Regions from separate parts of the Homo sapiens genome. Here all the other regions are linked to region 3. The links are chromatin loops, found by intact Hi-C in ENCODE. Cell type or tissue: mammary epithelial cell. All regions are shown on one strand. Region 1 has its middle 70 kb from the start of ITPRID1. Region 2 has its middle 26 kb from the start of ITPRID1. Region 3 holds the start of LOC107986781 (a long non-coding RNA gene). Region 4 has its middle 33 kb from the start of NEUROD6. Region 5 has its middle 130 kb from the start of PDE1C.

Region 1 (5,000 bases), 310 kb after region 3:
ACAGAACTGGACTCTATATGAAGCGGGATTTAAAGGGAGAGGCCTGTGGGATGCAGAAAAGAAAAGTTTTGTAATGACAGCTATCCCAGCGGAACACCCTCTGAAAGCCTGCCGGGAGAATATTTGAGAACTGTCTCCCTTAAAGACCCAGTGGGACACTTTACTTTGATACAAGGCACACGAGGGACAGATCAGGACAATGCCTAATTTCCCCCACCCACGTCTACTTGGAGACAATTTTTGAACTTTCACATAAAAAAAAAATCTGGAAAAAGTGTCTTTCAAACTTTCAGATATGTTTGACTTCCAGGTCACAGTAGGAGATATGCTATGCATTAGATAAGACTGAAAAGTTGCATAAAACGGTAGTCACCCTTCCTAGGTGATGCACCCTGATATTTTCTTCTATTATATTTCATTTTTTAAAAACTCCCAATGTGACCCACTAAGTTGATTTTATGATCTCCCAGTGGGTCACGGCCCATAAATGAAAATACACTAGTACAGCTGTCTTCATTTAGAGGAAAGAGAGTAGTGGTATTAGGAACAATTTGAAAAGAAGCATTCCTTCCTGTCTAAGTTCCAGTGAGATCAGGACTATCCTCAGTGTAGACACCCAAGTGGCCTGTGTACAAGAGCCCACAGATAATGCAGTGATTCCACTCTGCTGGCTCCCGGAGGAATGTCTAGAGACACGTTGTATGGAGGAGAAGAAATAAGGAGGAGCAGAAGCATCAGCATTTGCCACTTCCATGTGGATGACATCAGTAATTTGGTCCAAGGGCAAACTTTCGTGTTTGCACAATAATCATCACAAAGAAGTTTTTTTTATCGTAGGACAAAAAGTTAAAGTGAAAATATTTAGTACATTTTCTCTCAAATGGGCTTTGTATGAATAAGGTTTTGAGAGGATCCAAGAACAGACCAGATTGATCACCTTAGCAAGAACGATGGGCAGAGAGGGAAAGAAACAGAGAGGAGGCCAGAAGGACCAACATGAGAGAGCAGAGAGGAGACGGAGGGACAGGGGAAGTTTGAGAATGAAAGGAGACTGGAAACCCTGCTATGCAGTTAAGATGGTTTTTATTTAAAGTGTGGTATAATCCCTTCCTTGACATCCTACCCATCTCTAAGAAAACCTTCAGAAAAGGGCTATATTCCCCTTTAAAGCTTTTGTAGATATGTGTGTGTGTGTTGGGGGTGGGATGATGTGAGGATGGGTATTTTGTGTATGATAAAATAAGCCTTACAGTCATAGTCAAAAGGCCAATTTAATTCCGATTGCATAAGTAAAGTAAAATCATAGTTGTAACTAGTAAATTGACTCTGCTGATTGAGCAATTGAGAGGAACACCCAATAATAAAGAATGAGTGAGTTACAAGTGGGTTTCAAAGACGTTATCTGTAGATTTGATTTACGCTCCTAAGTATTTGCACACAAGACTGCAGATGTTTCCCTATAAACATTTTCTTAGCAAGGTCAAAGAGGGCCCGGTGAACAATGTAGTCTTTGTACACTTAAAATTTTAATATGGCTTTTTAAGTTTCTGAAGGCCATATCAACTTTGGTGTCTGAGATCTCTTAATGGACTACAGGGTCTAATCTCACAAAGGTCAAAAGCTTAAAGAGAAAATTGTGATTATTTTTATTTCCACAAAATGGAAAGAAACCCATAGAATACTCATAGAACAAGAGATCCTCCTCCTTCTTAAAGTCAAGTTCTCAGATGCTCTCAATTGATTAAAAAGCTTTAGAATAAGAAACGAGGCTAAAACAACATTTAAATGAGACTTTTGGGGGACAATCTAGTGTCACACACGAAGTTGAATGAACCTGTATTTCCCTAAAAGGAATGCTGGGCATACTCAGAGTGCTAAGATTATTGAGAACCGTCGCATTATTGAAGTTTAAGTTATCAGGAGAAAGCTATTTATTGGGCTTTCCTTGAACCCTAGAGCTTGATGAGATCTCTAATCCCTCTCAGCAGATAAAAGCCGTGAAGGATGAAGTAATGTGTGATATCCACTAGGGGGCAGTAAAAGCTGCAAGTGTTCCCAAGGCAGGCTCTTTAGAATAAGGTTTTAGGAGTCATGATGAGGAAGTAAGAAAAGATCCCTAAGATCCCCAAAGACAACAGATGAGCTCTCACCATGCTCCTGGTGTCACAGTGCTCTGAATGGATGTGAGAGGTAATGGGTTTGTAGCCTTCTCTGAGAATGCCTAGATAAGAACACACAGGCTCATTTCCTTCTTTTGACCTGTTGCAGAAATAAGCCAAACAGAATGTGCATACAAGCTCAGAAAATTAGTACCTGAAGTAATTTGTGCTAGCAGCTAAGGATGACAGACAATAGGCCAATCAGAACTTAGGTAGAATAGAAAATTGCAACCAACCCTCTGAGCATTATCTTTCTTCTATCTACTGATAATCATTGGGAATTATATTTCTCTTACCTTAAATATCATAATCTTCCTGATCTTCAAATGAATTGTTTTTGCAGCAGCACCAAGCTCTGTGTATAGAGATAAAGGCTAAATCTCTGACACTTTGGTCTTCTGCCTCTAAACCATCCTACTGCTTTCAAGAGTTCAGCTCTCTTCTCTGTCCCATTTCCAGTCTCAGTTTCATCATCGTAAAATGCAGGACTTGACTTTATGTTTTCTTTGATTTTCAAGTCTCCATCCCTGTCATCTTCCAGTGCTGTTCTGGGGTCACCTCCCATCAGTCCCCACAGGCAGTTCTTCCCAACTCTGCATTCAGTGACTTCAGGTTGGCAGCATAAAATCAGCCATGGTGGAAGCATTTACGCCGCAGAATTGGCAAATGATATAAACCAGGGTGCTTTCCTTCCTGGAGAGCCAGTTGTTAAACATTTATCAGCATACCAGTAAACCTCTCTCCATTCAAGTTCTAACTTTCAGCCTGATAGACATAACTATTTGAATGTATCATGACCATCTCAAACTGTACTGGCAAAAGGTAAAACCTGAGTCTCACATTTGTTTCCTTTTCCTTCTCTACCCTCTGTCTCTTTTGAGAAAGAAATGACACATTTTTCTTTTTATTTTTTTGAGATGAAGTCTTGCTCTGATGTCCAGGCTGGAGTGCAATGGTGCGATCTCGGCACACTGCAACCTCTGCCTCCTGGGTTTGAGCGATTCTCATACCTCACCCTCCCGAGTAGCTGGGATTACAGGCACGCGCCACCACACTGGGCTAATTTTTGTATTATTAGTAGAGACGAGTTTCACCATGTTGCCCAGGCTGGTCTTAAACTCCTGACCTCAGATGATCCACCCGCCTTGGCTTCCCAAAGTGCTGGGGTTACAGGTGTGAGTCACCGTGCCTGGCCAGAAATGGTGCATTTTTCAGTCAGCTAAGCATATAATCTTGGTATCAGCTTTGGTTTACATTTCTCTACCTACTGAGGCTATGCACAGTCGTAAAGATTGTTCCTTTGAAGTCTCTCTTAAAGTCACCCTTTTTTTCTCATTTCCCTTGCCAACATTTATCATGTCACACCTGAATTTATTTAAGAAACTTCTAGGTTTTTTTTTTTTTTTTTACTTCTGTCCCCTCCAATCCTATAAGTGGCAACAAAACTTTTCTTCAATCATGTCTTCACCCCAATAAAAAAACTCTCATGGCTCTGCCTCTCTGATAATATTTCATGTCTAACACCCTCTGCCTGGTTTATAAAATTCCCTCCAACCTGGCACCATGTCAGCCATCTCACAATTTTTCTTGCTCTGTCCCATCCCTCTGCCGCAATGACTCTTCCTGTCATCTCACATAAGCCTCATTTCCCAAGCTGTTCTCTCAAGGACTCGGGACACCACTGTCTGCAGCTGTAGGAGAGAAATAAAGGCCGTGACAGCTACCGATGCATCATATTAACCTCCCAGGCTTAATCCTGCGATAGGGCTGCTCTGAGTCCGCTCATGGACCCCATGAACTTTCCTCCTTTTCCATCCAGCTAAGCTCCACGTCTAGGCACTGCCTTCTTGTTTTGACTCCTTTGGGGATGCTAACCTGATTCTGACCTGTTTCAGTGATTTTGGTGGCCCCACTGAGAAGAGAATCCTAGAGGACGCTGGTCCTAGGCTGTGTGTATACTTTGTTTATATTCTAGTAACTCAACAGGCTGAACATTTTGGGCCCTATATCTTGTGCATAGAGAGAGCAGACATACTTATTTACTCCTGTTGCCCCTTCTCGTTTCTTCATTAATTTATTCAAATAAAGTTTGATAAACACATACTATGTGTCAGGCACTTGGACGGGCAAAACAGATGCAAAGCGGAAGAGGCCTGATCTCAGATTTCTGGAACAAGGGCTGAGAAATTATGACATGTGAGCCAAATCCAGCCCACTGTCTGTTTTTGTACAGCTCGTGAGCTAAGAATGGTTTTGACATATTTACATAGTTGAAAAAAGATAAAGGAAAAATAATATTTATTGGCATGTAAAAATCATATAAAATTCAAATTTCAGTGCTGATGAATAAAATTTTATTAAAACGCAGGCATGTCCATGTGGCAAGGTACTGTTTATGGCTGCTTGTGCACTACAACAGCAGAGCTGCATAGTTGTGACAGAGAATTTAGGGCCCAGAAAAAGTTGGCTGACCCTTATTCTAGGATCTCTTTATGAGTGAGTGAGGTAGACATGCAAACAGTTAATTACAATATACTTGGATGACTAATTTGATGGTGGTAGAAACAAGAGGCAGTGGGAGGAGAGGAGAAAGTCCCCGCAAGAAGCTGCATCTGAGAGCTCATGTTAGAATTGCTATGGAAGGTGAAGAGAGGCTCGCCATTCAGATCGGGTGGGGAAGGCACTAGAGCATTACACCAAAATTATGAGGACAGGAGAGAAAGAGAACATTTTCATGTGTCTGCAGATTTGAATACATAAAAGAGAACAGGTGATAAAGCAACTTAGATACAGCATATTGAGAGTTTCTGAGTGCTGTTCTGAACAGTGCATTCCAGGCCA
Region 2 (5,000 bases), 350 kb after region 3:
CAGCAATTTTGATGGAATTGGAGACCATTATTCGAAGTGAAGTAACTCAGGAATGAAAAATTAAACATCGTAAGCTCTCACTCATAAGTGGGAGCTAAGCTATGAGGACAAAAAGACATAAGAATAATACATTGGATTTTGGGGACTGGGGGAAGGGTGGGAGGGGGTGAGAGATAAAAGACTGCATATTGGGTACAGTGTACACTGCTTGAGTGATGGGTACACCAAAATCCCAGAAATCACCACTAAAGAACTTATTCATGGAACCAAACACCACCTGCTCCCTAAAATCCTATTGAAATAAATACTTTTTTAAAAAAATGTACTCGAAAGTGTCTAGCACAGTCCCTGCACACAGTAGGTACTCAGGAAGTATGCTTTCCTTCTGTCCTCCAGATGATCACAAGACTCATGCTCATTCCAAACCATATTTCTGAGTGCCTCCTTCCCCACTCATACACCTAGGGTGGTCTGCCTCTCCCTGGGGGCCCTAAATATGCTGGGTTTCTCGCTTTTTTTTCCCCCAATCATATTTGCTGGGTCCTTTGTTCCACCGCTTTGTCCCCTATTTGCTATTATGATGGAAAATAGCACTTTATAACAACCTAATGAGATAGGGACAACTGCCACTCTTTTGCAGAGAAGAAAACTGAGAGTCCAGGGTTTAGTGTCTTGCCCTAAGCCATAGGGATGGTAAGTTACAGTGTGGGAGCATCTAAGCCTTTTGACTGTGAGTCCATGGTTCTGCAGCTGCCTCCCTGGGAGCAATGTGATCCTTTAAAAACTATTACTCAGCAGATCCTCGGGAGAGGATAATGAATGATCATCATGATGCACTTCCCAGAAAGCCACAAACTCAGGCTGCTTTGGGTGGAATCCTGGAAATTAGTGGAAGAAATGCTCTGGTCAAGACAGCCAGGTCCTAGGGCCAGTTCTGCCACCTTGCATATGTGTAACCTTGGGCAAATCTCTGCACCCTGCTAGGCATCAGTTTTCATTTCCACAAAATGGAAGTAATAATCCCTGCCCTTTCTATTTTATAATACTGTTGAAAGAATCAAATGCATAATATGGGTGAAAAATGGTCATTAATCAAGAGTGCCATTTGGGTCTCTAAAGATTGACTCACAGTATCTATTATGTATTTATTTTTATTCTAAATTAATTTTTCCTAAGAGATATTATAAATATGTTTGAACTGCACTTCATAAACTTTTTTATCAGCCAGACTAAATTTTTTATAGTCTACTCTAGCAGAAATAACTCATTGTCATTGTCATCACTTTGATAAACAAAGCTTTGAGGGCTTAAAACATCACCGAGGATAGAACTGATATTTGCCAAGGGATCCTTTGGTCCATGAATCTCACCAATTGGCTCCCTGTGCAGTTACATGAATGAGGAAAGGACAAGGCTCTTGGATCTGCGATGTCTGAACTGCCTCCTGCCAAGTGGCAGGGACAATTTTAGTGCTGCTGAGAATCTGACTGCTGTTTCCGCCCACTCCCGCCTTCCTCCTTCCTCCTGTCCTTGAGCACGCAGATGCTGCCTGCCTTCTGCTCTCTCCTTCACCATTTTCTTGCATTTCCATGTCTCCTTGTACCCGTTTTCCTTACTTCAGATTCTCATTACTGTGTTTTCCTTCTTATCCCTCCCCACCCCCTATACACATAGTTATATATTGCTTGGTTTCTCCAACAGACCTATGCTGTGTTTCCTTACCACAATGAGCATGCCCGGGCACAGCCTGGGGGTAGCAGGGGTGATTCATTCTCATTCTTCTCTTGAACCCTCATGATACCAATGATAAGGGTCCTTTCCAATATGGCCAACATCTTTACTTCCCTTGTCATCTTTCCCCTGGATTACTGTATCCTTTTATTTGGGCACCTGCCTCTAGTTCTGCCCACTCCAGTCTACTCATTCACCCTACTGCTCTCAGAATGAACTTTCTAAATATAAATCTGACCTACCACTTCTGGAATGCAGTAGCTAGAACCTACAAACTCCAGATAAAATCCATATTCCTCAGCTTCACATTCAAGGTCACCTGTCACTTACCCATTACTTACTGCTCCAGATGTACTCATTCCCAGTTACACAGGTCCTGCACACTGAAAGTAGATCTTCGGGGGCACTGCTAGTGAATGAATGAATGAATAGCGCTTGCTCAGCATGGGAGGTTGTATGATGCAATGGAACCTGTATAGATTTGGGGTTAGACCTGTGTTAAGGCCCCTGAAACTTATCCACTGATATTGAGCAATTAACCTCTTTTAGCCTAATTTTCTCTGTGTATAATAGAAAATCTTATGCTCTTCCCACAGCTGGGACTAGGGAATGGTGACTGAGGGATTTACCTTGGACACAAAAATTAAGGAAGCACCAAAAATTCAGTAATCAAGAAAATATCTTAATACAATATTTTTTGGAAAAATCAAAATTGGTGAAAAAAATCCATGATGAACAAAATTTTAAAATTGTAAATAAAGACAGTATCTGACCCGACTCTGCTCTTACCCGACTCACCTCACTTGCTGCCCTTCTCATTGACATTACATTACTGGTCATTAGTGACCAGTGGCACTCTATAAACTGTAGTTGGCCTGGAATATACAGAAGGTCAAAGTGTTTCTATATTTTAATAGTAATTGGCCAGAATGATTTTATGTGTGTTCCACCCATTTGCAAATTTGGGCTTTAATTTTGTATGTCTTCTGTTATTTCCTTTTTTTAAGCAATTTCTTTTTAGTATCGCAGTTTACAAGAGTTTTGGTGAGCAATGGATTAGAAATAATTTTACAAAAATGTTCCTTCATCACAGATGGCTTAGGAAGCACTGCTCTGAAATTCAACGCAACCCCGAAGCTCTGTGGTTTTCTAGGATTGATTCATTTGTTTCTAACTGAGATGTACCGAACCGTGAAAGGATGTGGGCTGGACATACTAACTCCAAGGAGCCCGGGTATCATTGTAGTCCATGTCAATGGCGCCCCCTGGTGTTCGGGGGCGCAGCAGCCCTGTGCGAGTCCTGCAGCAGGCCCTCCTGGCCCATCCACTCGGTATACCCCACTTAACTTTTTTGCGGGGGCGGTTTCATTTTTGCTTTTTCTTTCTCACTTGCTGCTGCATTCATCTGGACAATGAATTCATCTGTCTATCTATTAATTCAACAAATACTTATCGAGCCTCTACTATGGGTAGGGCACATTCTCAGATGCTGGGAGTAGCGATCCATGAAATCTGACAGGGTACCTACCCTTAAGGAGCTTACAGTCTAGTGGAAAGGGCAAAATGAACAATTAAGCAAACAAATAAATGTATCAAACTTGTGAAGTGTTAGGAAAACTAAACTAAGTGTTCTGATAAACAAGAAGAGAATAAGGTTTACTTAAATCGGGTGTTCAGGAAAGCCCTTCCTGAGGACACCATCCCTAAAGGATGACAAGGTCTTAACAATTCAAATAACAAGTGAGAAACCCTGATAGGCAGAAGAAATGAAATGCATTAAAGTCCTAGGAGGGAAAGAGCCTGCTGTGTGTGGTCCAGGACCTGAATGGAGAGCAGTGTCATTAGGCAGAGGGGAACATGCCATGCAAGATTGACGAGGTAGCATGCCACATCATGCAGCATCTGTAAGCCACGGTGAGACGTATGCTCCCTACTTCAAAACATGTGCACCATATTTGAATTGTATATGATTTGGGATATTGAGTGTGATTAGCACAATCCCACTCTGCCAGAGATGCCTCCTTTAGCTGCCATGGTGGACACTTGGTTTTTTTGTTGTTGTTGTTGTTTGAGATGGAATCTCACTCTGTGGCCCAGGCTGGAGTGCAGTGGTGCGATCTCAGCTCACTGCAACCTCTGCCTCCCGTGTTCAAGTGATTATCCTGCCTCAGCGTCCCAAGTAGCTGGGACTACAGGCATGTGCCACCATGCCCAGCTAATTTATGTATTTTTAGTAGAGATGGGGTTTTACCATGTTGGCAAGGCTGGTCTTGAACTCCTGACCTCGGGTGATCTGCCTGCCTTGGCCTCCCAAAGTGCTGGGATTACAGGTGTGAGACACTGCATCTGGCCTGGACACTTGTTTTTATGTCTGCTGTGCACTTCCACCACCATCCTTTGTGACTGCTTCTCTCACATTGTCGCTTTTTTGTGTGCTGACTGATCTCTGTCCCTGGGGAACCCAGGCTGGGCAGTCATGGCTTGGACTTAGTGATGGGTCAACAGAAGAAACTGGGACCCAAGTTGAACGCATCAGATTACTTCCCTGAGGTTTACTCTAACCGGAACCAACAGGAAAGATGATGCCTCTTTCGTAATTGGACCCCAAACTCCCTGCGGCCAGATTCCCTGCCTCAAGGAGAAAATGTGTACACACTGGGAGAGAATGAAATAAACAACAGGCTGGCTGATAGAAAGGTTGGATGGATGGAAAGCTGGAATGGTGGTGAGTTTCCCGTCCCAGGCTCTGGCCCTGGGATGCTGCCCTGCTTCCTTCATTCCGTGCATTACGCCAGAAACCTTCTGATAAGTCCATATTACTTACTGTTTTGCTTAAGCCTGTTTGAGTTCAGGTTCTGTGATCTGTAATTAAAAACATGTTAAAAATGCAGCTTCCCAGTCTCCTCACGACCTCCAGGGATCACCCTTTCCCATATTCCCACATTGCCTGGGACTTCATCTTCCCTGACATATTTTAAATATGCTGAAGAAAAGTCCATGTTTTCCAAAGCATGTTTGTCAGAAACTTCTACTACTGGGAAACTGAATTTGACTGTCTCTCAATTTTTTGAGATGGCCTTTATCAGAGCAGCAGTTAAGGAATTGGAAGACTGTAAGTTGGTATTCTCCACAGATTCTATGAGGTCCCTGGGATAGGACATATGTATTGTCTCTTCATAGATGTACAAGTGCACACATATACACACATGCTAGGGTGCATTCTTATGGATGTACAGGGCAATTTCAGTTGTTGCTTTTATGACCAAATG
Region 3 (5,000 bases):
TACAATTTCAAGGAGTGAATTTGCTGAAGTTTATGTAGTAATTCTCCCTATCCCCTGTAAGAAATTGTCAAACCATTTTCCAAAGTGGTTGTACCATTTTGCATATCCACCTGAAATATAACAGAGTTCCAGCTGCTCTACATCCTCATCAGCGCTCTATGTTGTTAGCTTTTAAAAAGCTATTCTGGCCAGGCACGGTGGCTCATGCCTGTAATCCCAGCACTTTGGGAGGCCAAGGCAGGTTCGAGACCAGCCTAGCCAAACATGGTGAAACGCCGTCTCTACTAAAAATACAAAAAATTAGCTGGGTGTGGTGGCAGGCGCCTGTAATCCCAGCTACTCGTGAGGCTGAGGCAAAAGAATCCCTTGAACCACAGAGGCAGAGGTTACAGAGGCAAAAAAGTCACTTGAACCCCAGAGGCTGAGGTTGCAGTGAGCCAAAGTCACGCCATTGCACTCCAGTCTGGGCAACAAGAGTGAAACTCCGTCTCAAAAAAAAAAAAAAAAAAAAAAAGCTATTCAGCTATTCTAATAGGCGTGCAGCAAGATCTAATTATAGTTTTGATCTGCACTTCTCTAATTATGCTGATGAATATCTTTTTATGTGTTTATTTGCTACTCATATCTTTTTGGCTAAATATCTGTTCATGTCTTTTTCCAGTTTTTCTAAAAGTTGGCTAATTTGATTTCTTATTGAATTGTGAGAGTTTTTAAAATCCATATTATTTATACAAGACCTTCATCAGATATGTGATTTACAAATATCTTCCCCCAGTTTGTTGCTTGTCTTCATTGTCTTAACTGTATTTTTAGAAGAAAAGACTTTTAAAATTTTTGTCTAATTTATTAACTTTTAATTAATTAATTTTGCTAATTTTGTTTTCAGGGACTATTTTTGTGTGGCAGGAAATAGGGAGATATTGAAGAATTTTGAGCAGGGGATCAACATATTAAAAGAGACATTAGGATAAAAATTGGTTTGATTGTAGACAACAATTTAAATTGAAGTAGAAATAAATCTAGGGTAAGAGAAATTAGCTGTTACAATAAATTAGGCATGAAATAAATGAGGAATTTAGGTAAGTATGGTAACAACCAGAATTATACCTTATTAAAATTTCATCTATCTGCTTAACTAGAATCTGCTAATGATTGAATAGATTTTCTTATAGCCAGGGTTACTTCGGATGACTCCAAAGGGAAATCCAGAGACTTCCCTGATCAGCAACATGAGGAGGCCCCCAACCTCCTTAATCCTATTTGGCCAGTTCCTCCAATGCCCTTTTTAAGAAAATGTGTATCATGGTTTTCCATGCAGTCAGGAAACATAAACTTTCTAGGATGCAATTTAGTCATAATGCTTATATCTATTAGTTATTGCTATATCACAAACCACTTCAAAAGTTAGGGTCTTAAAACAACCATCAGCCGGGCGCCGTGGCTTGCTCCTGTAATCCTGGGCCGAGGCAAGCAGATCACTTGAGGTCAGGAGTTCGAGACCAGCTTGGCCAACGTGGTGAAACCACATCTCTACTAAAAGTATAAAAATTAGCCAGGCATGGTGGTGGGTGCCTGTAATGCCAGCTACTCGAGATGCTGAGGCAGGAGAATCACTGGAACCCAGGAGCGGAGGTTGCAGTGAGCTGAGATCGTGCCACAGCACTCCAGCCTCGGCGACAGAGCAAGGCTCTGTCTCAAAAAAAACAAAAACAACCAACCAACCAACCAACCAAACAAAAAACAAAACCGTTGTTTACTTAGCTCATGATTCTGAAGATTTGACCATTTGGGGTGGGAACAGCTGGGTTCTTCTGGTTCCTTCTGGGTCCTCTACTTGGCTACAGATGGCTTTGTTGATCTTGGCTGAGCTCTCTCAAATGTCCTGGTGCCTTGGCTAGCTTATTGAAGCCCAGGCTTAGCATTAACAAGTGCCTTCCATGGTATTTAATTGGACAAAGTAAGTCAAAGGCAGCCCAGATTCAAGGAGTGCATACAAGGAGGGGAATAATCGTAGGCATTTTTGCAAACAATCTGCTTCGGTGCTTATCTTCAGACCTGAGATATGGTCATGTTTGTGACATTCCTTGGAAAGAAAAGCATCCTAGAGACCTTTCTAGGAGTTACTGGTGAAGGAAGTATTTAGAAGATAAACTTTCATTAAATTCATTGTAGCAGGATCTGGGAATTAGGATCTCAAGGGGAAATCCCAACTCTTGTTGTTTGCTTCCCGTAAGAATAAGAAACAGCAGCATTATCAAGTGCTGTACTTTACTACAAATATTAACCGGCAACAATTGACCCTCTCTGGGACTTTCCATTTAGTTATTTACTGGAAGCTGTTCTGTAATTTTCAGCAGTGCTGTTATCTATGAGATTACTTTTCTTTTAGCTGTGCTGGGTTTTCAGACGCATTAATATAGCTTAATATCTCTTCCTGTTGCTTCTCTAATTAAAAGCTTGTTGGATTTCCAAATAAGAAATAACATACACAAGCACTGGTAATTCAGGCTGCTAATAATTGGGAGAAAAACTTCAGCAAGGAACAGCATCAACCAGGCATGAGGGATCTTATGATCCGGCAAAGAAAGAGGCCTAGGAGTCTGGGGAGGATTGCAGGGCAGTGATCTGGCTCTGAGCAGCTGGCCTCCCTGAGAGGGGCTGCTGCCGATGAAGGACCGCCAACAGACAGCCTGAGTATAGTGCATGTGCCCTGTCCCAAGATGGATGTTTGAATCCTGGATCCAAGAGAAGAGCTCATGTCTGTTTTTCCAATCACTGCTTGTATCCTTTCCTGCTTCCCCAAGTCCCTCATTCCTCTCCTCCCGGCGGCTTTTGCCCTCTTTGGTCCAGGCCGCAGGAAACCGTTCCTCTAGTTCTAACAATCGGCCACTAGATGGCACTAGATGTTCGGATTAAAGTGCCTTCCTGAGCTCCACGGGCCCAGGGCGAGGGCAGGCAGGGTCTGAAGACAGCTTCTCTCGGCCACCGTCATTCTCTCTCCCACTTCGCTCTTCACTTCTCATCCCTTCCTCATCCCATTTAAACATTAGATTCCTTCCAGCAGCGGTGTTTGCGTGATTTCAAAGGTAGGGAAACCGTGTGTTTCGTATGGTGGGGTGCCGGTGGAAGAAAGGGAGTTTGTGGGTTCCACAAGAACCTTAGGTGCCCGCTAAGGACACAGATCGAACTCCAGGCAAGAAAGGCACAGCGACTGCTTCCCTCTCTCGCGCCATGAGCACTGGCCTCTCTTAAGCAACCCCGCTGAGCTGTTGAATAGACCCCTCACACTGTTACTTCAAAAACTGAATTCTTGGTTGGGCGCGGTGGCTCATGCCACCCAGCACTTTGGGAGGCCGAAGCGGGTGGATCACTTGAGGTCAAGAGATCAAGATCAGCCTGGCCAACATGGCGAAACCCCGTCTCTACTAAAAATACAAAAGAAATTAGCTTGGCCTGGTAACAGGCACCTGTAATCCCAGCTACTCAGGAGGCTGAGGCAGGAGAATCGGTTGAATCTGGGAAGCAGAGGTTGCAGTGTGCCAAGATCGCGCTACTGCACTCCAGCCTGGGCGGCAGAGTGAGACTCCATTTCAAACATAAATAAAATAGGCCTGGCGCGGTGGATCACGCCTGTAATCACAGCACTTTGGGAGGCCGAGGCGGGCGGATCACGAGGTCAGGAGATCGAGAACATCCTGGCTAATACGGTGAAACCCCGTCTCTACTAAAAATACAAAAAATTACCTGGGCGTGGTGGCGGGCTCCTGTAGTCTCAGCTACTCGGGAGGGTGAGGCAGGAGAATGGTGTGAACCCGGGAGGCGGAGCTTGCAGTGAGCCGAGATGGCGCCACTGCACTCCAGCCTGGGCGACAGAGTGAGACTCCGTCTCAAATAAAATAAAAAATAAAAAAAAATAATAAAATCACATCAAATAAAACACAAAAATTGAACTCTTCCTTCTCTCCACCCTCTCTCATCCCAATCCATTCTTCTTTTTATAGTTCCATCCTCACTGATGTGAATTTTTTGTTTGTTTGTTTGTTTTCTGAGACAAAGTCTCTCTCCATCACCCAGGCTGGAGTGCAGTGGTGCGGTCTTGGCTCATTGCAAGCTTCGCCTCCCGTGTTCAAGCAATTCTCCTGCCTCAGCCTCCCGAGTAGCTGGGACAGGGCCCGCCACTACACCCAGCTAATTTTTGTGTTTTTAGTAGAGACGGGGTTTCATTATGTTGGCCAGGCTGGTCTCGAACTTCTGACCTCAGGCAATCCACCCACCTCGGCCTCCCAAATTGATGGGATTACAGGCGTGAGCCACCGGGCGGTCTCATGTCACCTTTTAACCTAATCATTTCTGGAAGCTAAAAGTCATCCTGTTTTCTTACATAAGTCTAGCGCCTTTTCCAATCTGCTACCATAATGCTCCCTAACTTCATGTCTGCCCCCACCCCTCCCTTTCCGTTTGTACTGAATAATGGCGCCGGTTTTGGGATCATCTATTTAATTACACAAGCCCTGGTATTCACACTGGGGATACAGCAGTGACTTCCAAGCTGAAACTTTAAGGATGAGTTGAAGTTAGCCAGGCAAATAGGGGTAACAGCATTCTTGATAGAGCAGATTTCAGCTGGGAGTGACTCTGCCTGGAAGGAGCCATTTGACAATATCCATAGACATTTTTGGTTGTTACGCTCTGGGGAAGGAGTGGGGTTTTCTCCTGACATCTAGTGGGGAAATCCAAGGATGCTCTAAACATCCGGCGATGCCCAGGACAGTCCCCCCACAACAAATATTAACTTCCAAATATTAGTAGTGCTAAGCTTGAGAAACCCTGTAATAGAGAAAGCTGCAGAGAGAACATGGCTTTTTTGAGAAACTGAAAGTTTTCTTAGAATGGGAATGAAGGTTGGGAGATGTGACTAGGGACCGTGGTGTGCAGAGCTGCACCTGGGAGTTTGTACTCTCTCCCCAGGCCAATGGAAGTAACTGGAGATATTGGAGCCA
Region 4 (5,000 bases), 240 kb after region 3:
GTAAAATATTCTATAACATTTCTCGGCTTTAGTGAACAGATTATCACCCATTTTTATTTTCGTAGGAATCGGCATAGTTGGGACACTTAACTGAAATGATTGGACCACACTGTGAAGGACATAAAGAGCTATGAAAAATCCCAGCTTTGTTGCTCTACAGAACACAGAAATATCTGAATGAACAAATTCAGTAAGCCACCCTGATATGTTGTCTCTGCAACATGATCCATTCACCTATATATAGATATTTAGGTTTCTCATTTTCTTCTTGATGTTTGATATCATAAAAATATAGACAACATCCATGGATCCTGATGATCAAAAATGTTTTTCTCCAGGTCTTAAGATCGTTTAGTCAGAGGTGCATTTCAATGCAGTTGGTTCATTTCTGAGCCCTGGGACTCTCTTGTGTGTGTTTGTAGAAGGCATGGAATAACAGTTTGTTTTGCTCTCACCTTCACCTCTCTTCTTAAGGCGCAAGCTGAGCTTTATAGTTCAGAAGTTAAACACATTAGAATATTTATTTAAAGGCAATTGCACTTCCTGCTGTCTGGGTAGCTGGGCTCACCAGGCCACTAGACCCCCAAATGTGTATTTGCCTTCTGGTGGCCCAGCCTGCAGGGCCATTGTCTCCCTGTTGTTAGCAAATGGTTTCCTCCACAAGCCTTTTAACTCCACAAGTTTGCAACCATTAATTCTTAAGGGTTTTGACAAATCTCCCCAGTTAAATATTAAACAATAAATATGGCCCGGATGGTAACAGTGCATTGTGAAGTCTGTTTGAAGTGTCCTTTAAAATATTAAATTCAAATAAATGATTGAATCAGAACAAAGGCTATATCTTAAGACAAATTCAGCCAAGTCTCTTTAACCTTTGAGCTTTCAACATAGATTAGAAAGCCAGGGCAACGCATGCTTTCATAGCAAATTGAAATGGGATTTTTGAAACAGTTCCTGCAAATACAGGTAACCCATACCTAGGTTTGATCTGCCTTTGCCATTTTGGGGGAGAGATTTTGCTGCTCATTGTTTGATAAAAATGTGATTTTTTAAAAAGCCCTTATGTTCAAAGAAGCAAATCCTTGAAAACGCTAGCTTTGGGTGCTATGTTTATTCCTTGTCAATGTCTTCCATATGAAATCTGTTCTGCTTATAATATCTACCACAGTTGGAGCCTTGAAAAAAATCTGTTTCATATCTGCCCTTTGTACTTAGCTTATTTTGTTTTATGCTTCCCCCAAGTTATACGTCTGTAAGCTGTCTTTCTTCTAAGCAGGCGGTCCTAGAGGAGGAGGAATTGGGGGATTGCCCTGCATTTAGGGGAGCCTGGACTTCTAACACATGAATTATACCTTAGGTAGGAAGCAGGTAAAGGAGAAGAAGGTGGATTCACCAGCTGGGAAAAAAGATGAGTAAAGCCAAATTCTGCCTCCTTCTCACTCCTACACCCTGTGCGGCTGGTCCAGCACCCGTTGGCTCTTCTCTTGGGTTTGTGCTCTGCCACAGCGTCCCCATCTGTTCCATCTGTTTCCTCGACACTGCACAACCTCCGGTAGCTCTTGATCCAGCCTGCCCAGAACAATGACTCCACATACCCAAGCTTCTTAGAAGAGAGTGTGACACAGTTGGCTACAGGGCATGCACGATAAAGAGACCCTGTTATAATAAACACGGGTTGCTCATTAGGAGCATATGGTTGACATCGTGGGGGCTGAAAGGTGTGAGCATGTCGAAGACAAAGACACCCATCAAACATCTCTTGAATGAATGCTTGTGGGCTGCAAAGGTTTCTGAAAGGAGCAGAGTTTCTGCAAATGCACTGCACTCTGGGAGGCCTGTGGGTTTCTGTGCCCACCCTGGTGGGAGGATGCCCCAACACAAGGCAGTTTGGTCCTCAGCTAATGCCCTATTGTCTGAACGCTGTTTTGATGTAGACCTGTTCCCTGCCCCTTGCTGATGCTCCATCAGGTAGACAGGGATCTCCCTCACTTCAGGAATTGACAAAGCAATTGTCTGATGCCGGAGAGGCTAGACATTGTCCAAACCAGCAAAGGGAGCTTTGACATCCAGAGAGAGAGCCTCCCTGAAAACCTAGGAATAAGATGCTCTTCTTTCCTCTACAAGAAAGAGAAATATCATCTGATGGGACAGCCCCCATGGTTTCAGCACCACCCGGGAGGGAGCCTAATTAGGAGCCTGTTGCTGACTTGCAAGGCTAGACTTCTCCCAGAATCGGGGTCAGGCTGGTCAAAGGCACTATCTGCAGTTCCTGCATGTCCATTCTGTTCATGCCACTAGGGGTCCTCATTGGTTTGTTCAGGACAGAGCAAAAGGCAGCTTTTGAGATAGAAACCACCAGAAAGAGGCCTTCAATTTGACTTCTTTGTGGGTCTCAGGCTGTGTGGTCTTGGACAAGTTACTCAGAACCCCTGGGCCTCAGTGTCCTCATTTCTACAATGGGAAGAAGAAGGGGCTGAGAACTTACTTTCATGGAGGACCTACTAGGTGCCAGACATAGCTTTTGTTTTAATAGAGGTTCCTCCAGAAACAAAGCCCGAGACAAGGACGTGATACAGTGGTTTCTTTGGAAATTGTGGATCCCAGTTGAGGGTGACACAGAATAAGGAGAAGCTGACCTTCGGGTATGTCACGGAGGGGCTGCTGAGCACGGCAGAGGCTCGAGCCCAGGGAGACCTCCTCAGCAGGGTAGAGTGCCTCCGGGAGGCTGGGCCATTTGTCTGCCAGCTCCTGTCCCATATGGAGTAAGGGCTGCCTCTGAGGATGATGCATTTTACCACAGAGTGGAGAAGTCCCCAGAACAGAAAGTGGAGACACATGGTACACACTTAAGGTGGGTGAATCTGAAACCAGACAAGCTGTCACTGAAAACAGATGTGAGTCGAAGGGCTGTGATGCAAGCACCGGGGCCACCATGCTCAATGATACATGTATAGATATACATAGCCTGCCAATGCATTGGACACAGACGAGGCAAGGCTACTGTCTTCCTCCCAGAGTTGAGAGGAGCATATGAAGGAAAGTGCTGATGGTGACTGATACAGGGTAGATTTTGACTAATAGAACTCAGCATCTTGCTGGGGCAGGGAGAGTGTAGCTACTCAGACATTTCCACTGCCACAGAACCCCTCCCTCCACCGGGGCCACTGTGTGTGAGGAGAAGGAGCAATGTGAGGAAGAAAGGGGCCCTTACCAAGGAATCATTTGGGAGTGATTCAGCAAACCTTCTGTCTGCTAAGAATGAAGGTCGTTTTAGAATTTCTCTGTGCTTACCTGTGTAGGTGCAGGATCCTAGATATTTTTGAGATGATTAATTAAATCCAACAGGGAGATAACTTTCAGCAGCACATCAAACAGCCACAGAATGTGTGGCTAGCATTACATTTATGTGTGTGTAAAATCTTTTTAATATAATTATTACTGCATTCCCAAAAGACATACTTTTCCCAACTAGAAGAAAGACAGAAAGAAAGGAAGGAGGGAATCAAGGAAAGAAGGAAGAAAGGGAAAGAAGAAAAAGAGAGAGAAAAAAGAAGGAAGGAAGGAAGGAAGGAAGGAAGGAAGAAATCTGTATTAAATGGAGAGGAACTTGTGAACATAGATCAAAGCACAACTGGCCTCACATCCCCTCCAGTGGAAAATGTCGTGAGCCTAACAGGAGAGCAAAGTTTTGAGGTGGTGGCCAGGGTGCAGACATAGCCTCATTATAATGAAGAATTACCAATGTAATTATTAGCACCTGACTTTACCTAGAAGCACACATCTGCATTTCTACTTAGGATCATTCATACCTCAAATTATCTGAGATGAATTGCATCAAATTCCTAGTGAGATTTTCCAGAGAATTTACCAAAATTAGGTCATCATTTACCATCTCCTGTCTTGCTTACTTCCCTTTGGTGCTTGCCACCAGCAAAAGGTATTTTGAGTAAAAATAGTTACACTCTCTAGGCCAAAAGGTGCCCCCCATTTACCTCTGTACCCACAGACACTATCTTGGCTCAACCTCCTCTCAGCTTTCATCTATGTTTCTGTGACCTTCTCTGTACCTAGTGATCCTGCCTCTCTGCTTCCAGTCTTTTCCCTGCTCCAGTCCAAACTCCTCACTGCTCCGAGAGGGATCCTTCCAAATTGCGTATTTGAACATATATATCACCCCTCTGCCCCAAATCCTTCAATGGTTCCAGATGTTTTCAGGATAAGACTTAGGACCTCACATGACTGTGCCCTGTCTGCTTTTTTTGGCCCTCTCAGTCTCCACACACTTCTGCGGTTCTAACCAAACACCGTCCATTTACACACAATGCATCACACTCTGTGTCTTAGCTGGAAACAGCCACCCCACCTGTACCTGCTCAGCACTTCCTGGTAGGCTTCCCCAGCAAAGGCAGAGATTTTGTCTTTTTCATATCTGACCCCTTAGGACCAAGTACATGGCTCAGTCAATATTGAATGTGCTCAACAGAAACACAAATAACATAAAAGAAGCCTGCTTCTTTCTAAGTGGTGATTTGGCCAAACTACAGCATGGCAAAGGAGAGGTGGGGGAACAGTCTAGGTACTGGTAAGAAAAATATGTGATATAAATTTTCAACTCCTCCTGCATCAGGTCTTCATTATGTGTTTTATCTATTTTATTTAAAGAGAATTCTAAGAGCGCCACATCTCTGCACATTTAAATACATGCACCTTTGCCTGGACATATTGTGTGACAGAAGAAAACAGTAAAAAAATAAATACGTGAACCTTAGCAACAGAGCAAGACCTTGTGTCATAAATAAATACATCTTAAAAGCTCACACGAATGCTCTGTAACTGATTCTTGGGTTTTCCACCATTTAAAATTGTCTGATGCCCTTTATGATGAAGAATGAGAGTTGACTGGCAGCTATCTAGAACATAAATATTTCTAAGCTGTAACTTGTGGCCAAGTTAACTAATAGAGACATTCAATACAATAAGATTTGACATGTTTTTCAAGG
Region 5 (5,000 bases), 1.1 Mb after region 3:
CCACCAATGCTTTCCAGGACACAGTGAATATTCCTCCGCTGGATGGGCTCCTGCAAAGAGCTCATGACCCCATGACAGGGATGTCATACAAGGGATTTGAGCTTTAGACAGAGTGGTGAGCACTGGACTGGATCATTTGTAAACTCTACTTTAACTTGAAATCTTTCAAATCCCAATGAATACATCTGTTGACTGAACCAAGCTGATCGGCTTGCCTGATAACAACTGTGTTTGATGAAAGGGGTGGAGAAATGGGGTAAGATAAGGTGGTGAAGTCCCCTTGTGGGCAAGCAGAGAAATTTTGGGTCAACACAAGTTGGGGTCTAACTGTGGCTCTGAAACATGGATGTGTCACAGGTCACTGGGGGAGCTTCGAGAGGATGATTATAAGTGTAGATAAGAAGCTAGTAGCCAGCTGTCTTGTGTTCTTTTGTGTTGCTTGCGTGGTTGATTGATTGGTTGGTTTTTGTGGTATGAAAACTTAACATGAGAGCTATCCTCTTAATGTATTTTAACGTGAACAATACCATATTGTTAACTACAGGGATTATGTTGTACAGCAGGTCTCCACATCTTATTCATCTTACATAATAGAAACTTTATACCCATGGAGCAACAACTTCCTGTTTGCTCCTCCCCACACCCAGCTCCTAGCAAACACCATCCAATTCTGCATTTCTATTAGTTTGACTATTTTGCTTGCCATAGCACCCTACATGTACGTGATCTCATCTGTCCTGGATCCCTTATATGGTTCTGTCTCAAACGTAGTACATGCCCCCGAGAACACTGAAAGCCCAGCCACCAGCCACACAGTCCCCCACTCATGGCATTTCTCAGTCGTTCCTCCCACATATTTCTTCTTCTTCTTTTTGTCTTCATCCATCCCCAGTTCAAGCTCCCTTCTTTTGTCACCAACCCTCCTAGCCATAACAACTGATCTAGTAAAGTTCCCTGGCTGAACTCTAGCACTGTCTCGGACATGATTTTGAGTTCCCTCTGGGGCTCCATACATGGCATCACCATGTCATAGGTGCTGCCTCCCTCTATTTCAACCAACCCCAGCGATCACCCCACTGCACATCTCTGCCTTCCATTTCCCATCTCTGCAGAGGGAAGGTGATCATTCACCCAGCACAAAAATACGAAGGGCCGCCCCTTGCTTCACTCCCCCATCCACCCTAAGTACTCCAGCTCTTTCACAGGAAAATCTATTTCCAAAAATACCTGGATTCTTAATTAATCTCTATTTTCTTATTGCTTTTGATACCGCTATAGTAGTCCCCCATTATCCGAGGGGGTACGTTCCAACAACTGCCTGAAACCAGGGATGGTGCCTAACATGATTGCTGTTAATCAGAACACGATTCTGCTCATGTCTACCCTCCGCAAATTTAATAACACTTCCATCTTAACTAAGCACTTATCCTGTCCTGTGGCCATAACTTTTGCAGCTTTAGTGCAACAACAAAACTAGCACGAATTTCTGTTTCCTTCTTTACAGTTTCACAGATAGAAAATTCGCTCTCCCTGTGGATCTCAGCAACCTTGGCATACAGTTTTTTTCTTTATTAAGTCAAGAACTTTCACCTTTTCACTTAAAGAAAGCACTTGCTGGCTTCTCTGTGGTGTATCCAAATTGCCAGCATCAGTACTCTTGCACTTTTTACTAAGTGCACTTAGAAATTGCACTTAGGCAATTACTAAATAAAATAAGGGTGATTTGAACACAAGCACTGCAATCTGATAAACGAGAGGGCCCCTAAGTCACTAACGTGTAGGTAGCATCTACACATGGATCCACTGGACAAAGGGAGGATTAACATCGTGGGTGGGGCAGAGTGAGATTTCATCTCGCTATTCAGAGCAGCACTCAAATCAAAACTTGTGAATTGTTTATTCCTGGAATTTTCCATTTCATATCTTCAGACCGCTATTAGCCACAAGTAACAAAACTGGGAAAGTGAAACCGCAGATAAGGGAGGACTTTTGTATTTTCTTGTCCACGATTGCTCATCTTGGGGGAGAAATTAGTCCTCCCTCAGGAAAGCAACCAGAACTCCAGCATACAGCTGCCCAGCCACAAGAGCTCTGTGGGCACTGTCTCCCTCGCTCGGGCTCCTCCAATGCCCTGGACTCCTGACAGAAGCTCTGTCCAATGCACTGAATGCAGCGTCTTTTACGTCCTCTAGAGGAGAGGGATGCCACCAAAATCTGGGCTTTTTCTGCCACACTGTGGCCACGTCTGAACACTACATGTGGCCACGTCTGAACACTACATGTGGCCTTCATTCCCTTACATGTGGTATTTGGAGTTTTTTCCAATGAAGATTAGAAGTTACCTTTTTTACCTATTATCCCCATTCAGACCCTCAAGCCTCAGCTAATGCTCACTTTCTCCAGGAGGACTCCCTTGAATTCACCTCCACACCAGGCTGGCTGAAGCGTCCCCGTTCTGACTCTCCCAGCTCCTCCTACCAATTGCTAGCATTTCCTTCCACATGCTGTATTGTAGTAGTCACTTCTGTCTCCCTAATTAGACTGCAAACCCTTTGAAGACAAACCAACTCATCTGTGTTATCTCCATGGCTCACAGAAGAACAGAAAAGTCTTCAATAAGTATATATGAAATTAAAGAAAAAAGGGAAGAAGAGAGGGGAGGAAGGCTGAAAACTCAAGGTAATAACAACCAGCCACACTTATTGAGCGCTTGTGGTATACAGTCCCTGTGCTTCATATAATGAATTCCAGGTTATCAGGGCCAATATCCACCTCTGCTGCCCCAGCTTCATCCAGCAATTAAAGGGTCCATGTCTGTCCTGTCAGGGGTCTCCTGGACTCTAGTCCTTCACATAGTCCATGACCAGCATCTGTTCTGATGTTCAGTGACCACGTCACATGTTTTCAAGTATTTTAACATTCACCCTTGCATGTGATCATCCACAACAACTTGGAAATAAGCTCTAGCATTGAGGTGAATCTGGCTGGGCTTCTGGGTTGGGTGAGGACTTGGAGAACCTTTCTATCTAGCTAAAGGATTGTAAATGCACCAATCAGTGCTCTGTGTCTGGCTAAAGGTTTGTAAATGCACCAATCAGCACTCTGTAAAAACGGACCAATCAGCACTCTGTAAAATGGACCAATCAGCACTCTGTAAAACGGACCAATCAGCACTCTGTAAAATGGACCAATCAGCAGGATGTGGGTGGAGCCAAAAAAGAGAATAAAAGCAGGCCAACCCCCCAGCCAACCCGTTTGGGTCTGCTTGTGCCCTGCAGAAGCTTTGTTCCTTCCCCCTTTGCAATGAATTTTCCTGCTGCTGGCTTTTTAGGTCTGCACTACCTTTATGAGCTGTAACACTCATTCTGCAGTTTCACTCCTGAAGCCAGCGAGACCATGAAGCAACCCCAAGGAAAACAACTCCAGACATGCCACCTTTAAGAGCTGTAACAGTCATTGCCAAGGTCTGCAGCTTCACCCCTGGAGTCATTAAGATCGTGAACCCATCAGAATGAAGAAACTCCGGACACATCTGAAAATCTTAAGGAACAAACTATGGACACACCATCTGTAAGAACTGTAACACTCACCAGGTGGGTCCATGTTTTCATTTTTGAAGTCAGCGAGACCAAGAACCCACCAGAAGAAACCGATTCTAGACGCAGTACTGTTCTAGGATCAAGGTGTGGAAAATGTGTTTTTAGAGGGGTAAGGTTACCTGCTCAACGCGGCACAGAATTCATAATTCTGGACACAGAATTCAAACCCCGGCTTGACCCCCAGAGCTTACATGGTGGCTGCTGGGGACTCTCCCACTAGCATGTAGGAGACCTTTGAGGATATATTCTGGGGGGATTTGGGGATTGTGTATGCTGATAATGGGACGGCTCACTGATTAGGATGCAGAGGAGCAGGGGGAAAGGAGCAGAAAGGGGCCAGTTTATGCAGTCTTCAATCAGCGTTTTTCTCTAGGTCAGGTGCAGTCAACCAGACACGGCCCATGGGCTCAAGGAGCTGACTGTCTAATAGAGACCGACAGTTGCATAAAACAGACATGTCTAGAGAGGAGGGTTTTTAGGGCCTGGCACTGGAGGGCAGCTTCACCAGCATCCCAGAGAGCAGGACTAGAAAGGGACCCCACAGCCAGCTGACTTCATCCCAGAAGTCCCCAATGTCAGGAGCCACAGTGGGTTCCAGGAGCTCCTCACCAAGTTGAGGCCTGGACCTGAGCAGGGGAGATCAGCTGTTCCCCACACTGCCCTTGTGGCTACGATGCGGTACCCACATGGGGTACTTTCCATGCGGCACCCATGTGAGGTGCCCACCATGCAGTACCCACATGAGGTATTCTTCTAGCTCACCCTGCCCACTGCAGAGCATGGCAGTGCCCACACCCGGTGGCTCTCGCCCCAGGACAGCTGGCCTTGTGATAGATGCCATTCTCAAACCATCTGCTGGTTGGAAGCTGGTGTGCCTGCATTCACACAGCGCACTCAAGTCAAGGTCAGTCTCAACTCTTCACTGTCCTGGACACTGTCATTCTCCCAGCATTTGTGAGGGGAAGAGATCCTCTCTGCTTCCTTTGAGTTCCCTTCCCTCTTCCCTAACCCTCACTTCTAGGAGAATGACTTCCCCATGTTACTGTATGTGCCCACAGTTGCTAGGCAGATGCTCTAACTGAAGTCAGGTTGATTGGAAGCCACTGCTTGAGCCTGCAATGATGGGGCAGGGGTGGTGAAGGGGCCTGGTAGATCCAGAGTCTCACAGGACTAACTCCACAGCATCCACCACCAGAAGCAGCCCTTCCCAAGTCCCCACTCCCAGATCTCTGCTGACCTCTAGAGGGTCCAGCCATCACAGCACAGGCTCTGGCCACCCGCCCCCGCCAATCCCCGTCGTGCCTGATTCCGTACTGGGCAACGCACACTGTCAAGGCTGTCTTGTTGGACGCAAAAATTAGAGAATGTTGCAGTACTTCATCTTCCAGTCTCAAAAAAAAA

The links. Peaks named below come from ENCODE experiments on the same cell type or tissue, not always from the same donor. Only the 100,000 strongest peaks of a DNase experiment are listed, where the experiment ranks them.
Region 1: it touches region 3 in a loop (15-fold over the local background); 9 of 110 quality-filtered maps call a loop at or near these places.
Region 2: a loop joins it to region 3, with 25 times the contacts of the local background. A loop is called at or near these places in 14 of 110 quality-filtered maps.
Region 4: it touches region 3 in a loop (10-fold over the local background); 5 of 110 quality-filtered maps call a loop at or near these places.
Region 5: it touches region 3 in a loop (14-fold over the local background); 13 of 110 quality-filtered maps call a loop at or near these places.

The regions. Positions count from the first base shown.
Region 1 is chr7:31,441,529-31,446,528 of GRCh38, forward strand. No RefSeq gene overlaps it. Among named protein-coding and RNA genes, the nearest start is that of ITPRID1, 70 kb to the right of the region's middle. In mammary epithelial cell, a CTCF peak has its summit at 2,035 (motif pointing right); no DNase peak of the experiment used is centred here.
Region 2 is chr7:31,485,797-31,490,796 of GRCh38, forward strand. No RefSeq gene overlaps it. Among named protein-coding and RNA genes, the nearest start is that of ITPRID1, 26 kb to the right of the region's middle. In mammary epithelial cell, a CTCF peak has its summit at 2,996 (motif pointing left); a DNase peak (open chromatin) is centred at 2,955.
Region 3 is chr7:31,131,758-31,136,757 of GRCh38, forward strand. LOC107986781 (a long non-coding RNA gene) reads left to right here and starts at 2,886. Exons shown (of 3, transcript XR_001745159.1): 1 at 2,886-3,086. RefSeq lists silencers at 2,811-2,860, 2,881-2,980. In mammary epithelial cell, a CTCF peak has its summit at 2,879 (motif pointing right); no DNase peak of the experiment used is centred here.
Region 4 is chr7:31,371,238-31,376,237 of GRCh38, forward strand. No RefSeq gene overlaps it. Among named protein-coding and RNA genes, the nearest start is that of NEUROD6, 33 kb to the left of the region's middle. RefSeq lists an enhancer at 334-953. In mammary epithelial cell, a CTCF peak has its summit at 2,302; no DNase peak of the experiment used is centred here.
Region 5 is chr7:32,202,365-32,207,364 of GRCh38, forward strand. It overlaps a transcript of PDE1C not described here. Among named protein-coding and RNA genes, the nearest start is that of PDE1C, 130 kb to the left of the region's middle. RefSeq lists an enhancer at 2,777-3,976. In mammary epithelial cell, CTCF peaks have their summits at 2,237 and 4,844; a DNase peak (open chromatin) is centred at 2,167; H3K4me3 peaks cover 455 bases.